Regions from separate parts of the Homo sapiens genome. Here region 1 is linked to region 2. A link is a contact called in ENCODE Hi-C or POLR2A ChIA-PET data. All regions are on one chromosome and are shown on one strand. The core of a region is the stretch at or near the end of the contact, and the rest is flanking DNA. Distances in the headings are between cores, read along the strand shown. Region 1 holds the start of GK-AS1 (GK antisense RNA 1). Region 2 holds the start of GK (glycerol kinase).

Evidence for each region. A loop is a pair of places that touch in the nucleus more often than their neighbours do. ChIA-PET counts read pairs that join two places held with the same protein, here RNA polymerase II (POLR2A). Pooled maps may share reads with other maps.
Region 1: a map of B cell shows a loop between it and region 2 (2.5-fold over the local background). The contact joins the promoter of GK-AS1 here to the promoter of GK in region 2. A Hi-C loop is called at or near these places in 5 of 168 maps with a recorded cell type or tissue (B cell, CD14-positive monocyte, GM12878 and 2 more), 32 of 37 single-sample maps with no recorded cell type and 17 of 50 pooled maps. POLR2A ChIA-PET finds 5 or more read pairs at or near these places in 10 of 52 experiments (B cell, GM12878, OCI-LY7 and 6 more).

What each region holds. Positions count from the first base shown.
Region 1 is chrX:30,716,790-30,719,489 of GRCh38, forward strand. GK-AS1 (GK antisense RNA 1) reads right to left here and starts at 1,310. Exons shown (of 1, transcript NR_046603.1): 1 at 1-1,310. GK (glycerol kinase) reads left to right here. Exons shown (of 21, transcript NM_001205019.2): 14 at 1,749-1,827; 15 at 2,630-2,700.
Region 2 is chrX:30,652,132-30,654,831 of GRCh38, forward strand. It overlaps GK (glycerol kinase), which reads left to right and starts at 1,292. Exons shown (of 21, transcript NM_001205019.2): 1 at 1,292-1,484. The coding sequence starts at 1,407. RefSeq lists a silencer at 962-1,381.

The sequences.
Region 1 (2,700 bases), core at 60-2,559, 65 kb after region 2:
AGGCAGGGAATGAGCTGTGTTAGAGTCCCTTGTAAGGTATTTCTTGAATTGTTTTTGTCCCATTTTTAAAGCCTTGTCATATTTGCACAGCTATGCCAGATCTGTTCCTCAAATACTTCCTGTGGTTAAAAAGCCATTTTATATATGTAATGATACAGAGTACTGTATGTATGTCTACATATATAAAAATGTATAAACAGAACAATTGTGGCATTCTGTAGCTTTGCAGTAACATAGTAACTTCTCATAGAAGCTATGAATGATGGAATATACCAGCATATTCATTCTCTAGTTTACTTACATTTTGACAACTGACAACAAGAAGGCATGACCATTTGTAATTCAGTTAATAGAACTGAGGACAGGTCCCTACATTTAATATTACCTGACGTTTGGTTTGGAGTGACTCTGTGGAAGTAATTTACATTAATAATCTATATGAATGAACTATCAGAGCTAAAAAAAATTTCTTGGTATTCCTAATGGTTCGTGCTGATACTTCTTTTTTTTTTTGCCTTCAGGATCTTTTTATAATAGCTTTATTGAGATATAGTTCATATTCCACACAATTTACCCTTTTCAAATATACAGTTCAATGGTTTATAGTAATACTATATTTACAGATTTTTACAACCATCACCACAATCTAACTTTAGAACATTGTCACCACCCCAAAAAGAAACCCCATAACCACCCCCTATCCCCCAGCCCAGGCAACCACTAATCTACTTTCTGTCTCTATGGATTTGTCTGTTCTGGACATTTCATATGAATGGGATCGTACAATATATCGTCTTCTGTGCCTGGCTTCTTTCACTTTGCATAATGTTTTCAATGCTCATCCATGTTGTAGCATGTATTAAGACATCATTCCTTTTCATAGTCCAATAATACTCCATTGTGTAGACATACTGCGTTTTATCTATTCATCAGTCAGTGATATTTGGCTGATACTTTTTTAACATTAAAGAAATTAATGAAGTCAATATTTACATTTAGTAAGAACCTTCACATATATTCTCATATTGAGCCTCACAGTAATTTGTTTAGGTAAGTGTTGTCATAGTCATCATTTTATAGGTGAAGAAATGGAGGCTCAGAAAGCCTAAGTAACTTAGGCAAGTTACTTAGATGAACTTGCTAAGATTAACTTACTAAGTTACTTAGATTAGTTACTAAGATTACACAGCAATTAAGTACTAGAACTGGGACTCAAAGCCAGTTTATCCAACTCTGAAATATGTTTTTATTGTTATTGCCACAGCTCTAGGTGATTTTGTTTTAAAGAAAAATTACTTACTAGCTAGCTTCTTTGCTTTTTGTTTTCTTGATTTACTATACTGTTAGATATGGGAAACAGACTTGAAAAAACTTTTAATGTGGCCTCTCCCAATAATTTTATGAACAATATGGCAATATATTTCTAAGTGATAACATACCTCAGTAGCTTAGCAACAGACAGAAAATTGTTCAAGAAGCAAACTGATCAAAGATCAATGTCCACCTATGGGGACAAATCCAAGGGTGTGCTGGAAAGCTCACTTCTTTTCCTCATCCCGTGAAAAACTTTTATTAGTGACTTAGATAAAACTATGTTTGTATTAGAAGACCTAGTTTACATATTTGTCGGAGTCTCAAAATGGAAACTGAATTCTGTCCATCTGATTGTGTCATACACAGAATATGCTCAATAAAAACCTTGGATAGTGATAAAATATATTCTGTCTTGAATTCCTTTTTTTCTTTAGGGTTCTGTAGCTATAGCTGGTGCTGTTATTCGCTGGCTAAGAGACAATCTTGGAATTATAAAGACCTCAGAAGAAATTGGTGAGTGTGTTCTAACAAAAGGTTAGAAAATCTGAAAAATGACACATTTCAGTATTTTATCTCTGCAAAGTAAATACTTATGCTTTGCCCCAAATGTGATCCATAAATTATATGGATCCCTATTATGAGTTTGACTTATGCAAAAGACTATCTTGTGAAGATTTATAAAACAAGGAATTGACATAATTAGTGGTGGTTGTTAATAAACTGGCAATGTAGGGCATAAAAATTACCCAAGTGTAAAATTGAACACTGGAGATTGCCAGAACCTGCAGATAGAGAAGTTGAGTTAAATTTATCTGATGAGAAAGAGCTTTAACTCTTAGATTAGAGTGAGCATTAAAACTCTGGTACCTATAATTTAAGTATTAATACGGCTGTTTTCAGTCTATAGATAATTAGTTTGAACTTACCTACTCACTCTTTCATCCACTTGCTTAACTTTGCCTGAAGGTGAGACAATCAGAAATACATTTCTGATTAGGGACACACTAGAGGCCACTTTTTCATCTCCTAGTCAGCAACCTTAAAAATAGTGGAAATGAGCTAAAATACCTTAAATAAATGAATCTGGTTCCTTGATTTCTTGAGCTAGGCTACATTTTAGTGGGGGGTATTTAATGTGAGAGAAACTCATTTCTGTTGATCCTAGCATACTACTGTAGTTAGCAACATTTTGCTCTACCAATGAATTGGAAACCAAAACCCCTGTCCTAATTTTTCTAATTTTTAAAATAGGTATGCTTATATAATAATACACAATATTTGTGTGATTTTTGTTTTGTTTTGTTTTTAATGTTAGAAAAACTTGCTAAAGAAGTAGGTACTTCTTATGGCTGCTACTTCGTCCCAGCATTTTCGGGGTTATATGCA
Region 2 (2,700 bases), core at 42-2,541:
AAAAAAAGGAAAAGAAATGATGTTCCAGAACACAGAGATTTGGGAAAGGGATGGAAAGAAATGACAGTGGGTATAGCGGAGTGCTTTTAAAATTGATAGAGAGCATGGTGGGTTACAAAAGCAATTTAGTGATTTTCAATCAGCATTAAAAAAAAATGATATGCCATAGAATAAAAATACAGAATGCATACTGTGGAAGGACAAATATTGTTTTGGAAAGTTTTTCTATACATACATAAATGTATATTAGATGTATATAACATGTATTTACATGTGTAACAATTGTAACTACAAATGTGCTCCCCGCCCACACACACTGGAGCCTGGGTTTGTTTTGTAAACTGTTTCACAGTGTGGGTCTTGGTTCCAAGTTTGAAAGCCCTTAGAACACAGGATCCAGAAGGATCCGGGCAAGGTAAATTCAAGGTCAAGGGAGAGTCCCTTTTCTGTCCCCTGCCATCCAAAGCAGTTAATGGAGGGAGAGGAAATGGCGTGTGGGGGAGGGGACCGCAGAGTGAGGCCAAACGAGGAGCAAGGGCGCGTCAGGACGGAGTGGTGCCGGGCGCCTTCTGCCTGAATGGTCGATAGAGGAACTTGGGGAGGTTGATTTTGGGTGCTTTCCTTAAATGCTAAACCGAAAGAACTTCCGCGTTTCTTGTCCCTGAAAAGCTTGCAACGGTGAAGGATTCGCGTTGCTCCTTGAGGTGACCCTATATGGGGTCAATCCCAGCCAAAGGAATGATTACGATTACCAGGGGCCAGATGCAGGGAGGTGGGCGGGGCGTGGGAAACGCGGGAAGGCCGGGCCGGGTAGGTCCACACAGCGACTCACGTCGCTGCACGACTCTGCACAGCCCACTGGAGGGAACAAGCAGTTCTACACACTTTGAGACCCCTATGGAGGCGAGCCCCAGGACACTAGTGGAAGTGCGCTCTTTTCGCCGGCCAGGAGCGCTGCCTGCCAAAGGGCAGTACTCGTCTCCGCCCCATGCCATGCAGCTGGATGGCTCTGCTGTCCGCTCGCCGGGCCCCCACGTGACCTACTGCGCGGGCCGCCGCCTCCACCGCGCCCAGGCCCCGCCCCCGTGACGTCTCATCGCCCTCTGCCTGTCCGAGCGTTCGGCTCTTTTGCGTTTGCTGATTGGCCAGCCCAGGTGACAGCGCCCACCCCCACCCCCCCTGACACGCCCCTGGAGCCTTGGGGGTACGCGGTGGGGGGCGGGGCCTGGGCCGGAGGGGCGGGGTGAGAAGGCTGCGCGCGGGTAAAGGGGCCGCCTCGAGCGCGGTCCGAGCGTTCAGCGGACGCGCGCGGCCTCGATCTCTGGACTCGTCACCTGCCCCTCCCCCTCCCGCCGCCGTCACCCAGGAAACCGGCCGCAATCGCCGGCCGACCTGAAGCTGGTTTCATGGCAGCCTCAAAGAAGGCAGTTTTGGGGCCATTGGTGGGGGCGGTGGACCAGGGCACCAGTTCGACGCGCTTTTTGGTGAGCCCGGGGTGACATGTGAAGAGGCGCTGAGCCGGGGCGGGAGTCGGGGGACGGAGGGGGTGGCTGTTGTGTCCCCATCCCGCATCTCTCCGGCCCGGTGCCCCGGCCGCTGGGCAAGGAGGGAGGCCGGAACGGGACCTGCCACACTGGGGATGCCCCAGCCAGGCCTGGGGGACCTCGGCCTCTCATGACCCCCATGGCCGAGTTGAACAGTCGCAGTTTTGGTGGCGGAGCTGGGTCACCTACTAATGGGGTGACTCTTCCCCCAAAGGGAGCAGGGACTCTCCGAGCATCCGCGCAGAGCGGCCCGCTTGCAGTAGGGGACAGGTGGCCACATTGACGGCTACCGCGGTCTTCCCCAGGAACATTTGGCCTGCGAGACACAGGACGTCCTTGGATGGGGGGAAAGCTGTGTCACGGCTGTGGTAGCTAACACAGCGTCCTTTCCAGCAGTAGAACGAATAAAGTATTGGAGTGATGATGCGTTGTCATCCTCTCCCATAAAAATTGCAGAGGGTTGAATACTGGGGAGGGTGGCAGAACAAATTAGGAAACAGTCACACTACACTGGTTTTGCCATAATCTTTATTTAATTCCGAAGACTCGCAAATTTCAGTTCTGAGACTTTGCCCATTACAAACAAATGATTGTCCTTACTGTGCTTCACAGCATAATGCGACACGGAAATTCTGTTTCTCTTTTTATTTACCATGTGTGACAGCACAGTTTTACCACAAAAGATTGCTATTTAAGTGACTGCTGATTAATTTTTGTGCAATTAGTAAACTTGCTCTTAAAGTGACCTAGCACAGAGTTCAGTAAGATAATTTAAAAGTAATTGAGGCCGGGCGCGGTGGCTTACACGTGTAATCCCAACAGTTTGGGAGGCTGAGGCGGGTGGATTACCTAAGGTCAGGAGTTCGAGACCAGCCTGGCCAACCTGGCATAACAAAAATTAGCTGGGCGTGGTGGCGGGCGCCTGTAATCCTACTTACCCGGGAGGCTGAGGCAGGAGAATCACTTGGACCCGGGAGGCGGAGGTTGCAGTGAGCAGAGATCACACCACTGCACTCCAGCCTGGGCAATCCAGCCTAGCCAACAGAGCGAGACTCTGTCTCAAAAAAATAAAAATAAATAAAAAATAAATAAAAGTAATTGAAATGAATGCCTGCTGATAAAAGCCCATGCTTTCAATGGATATTTGACTAACTTG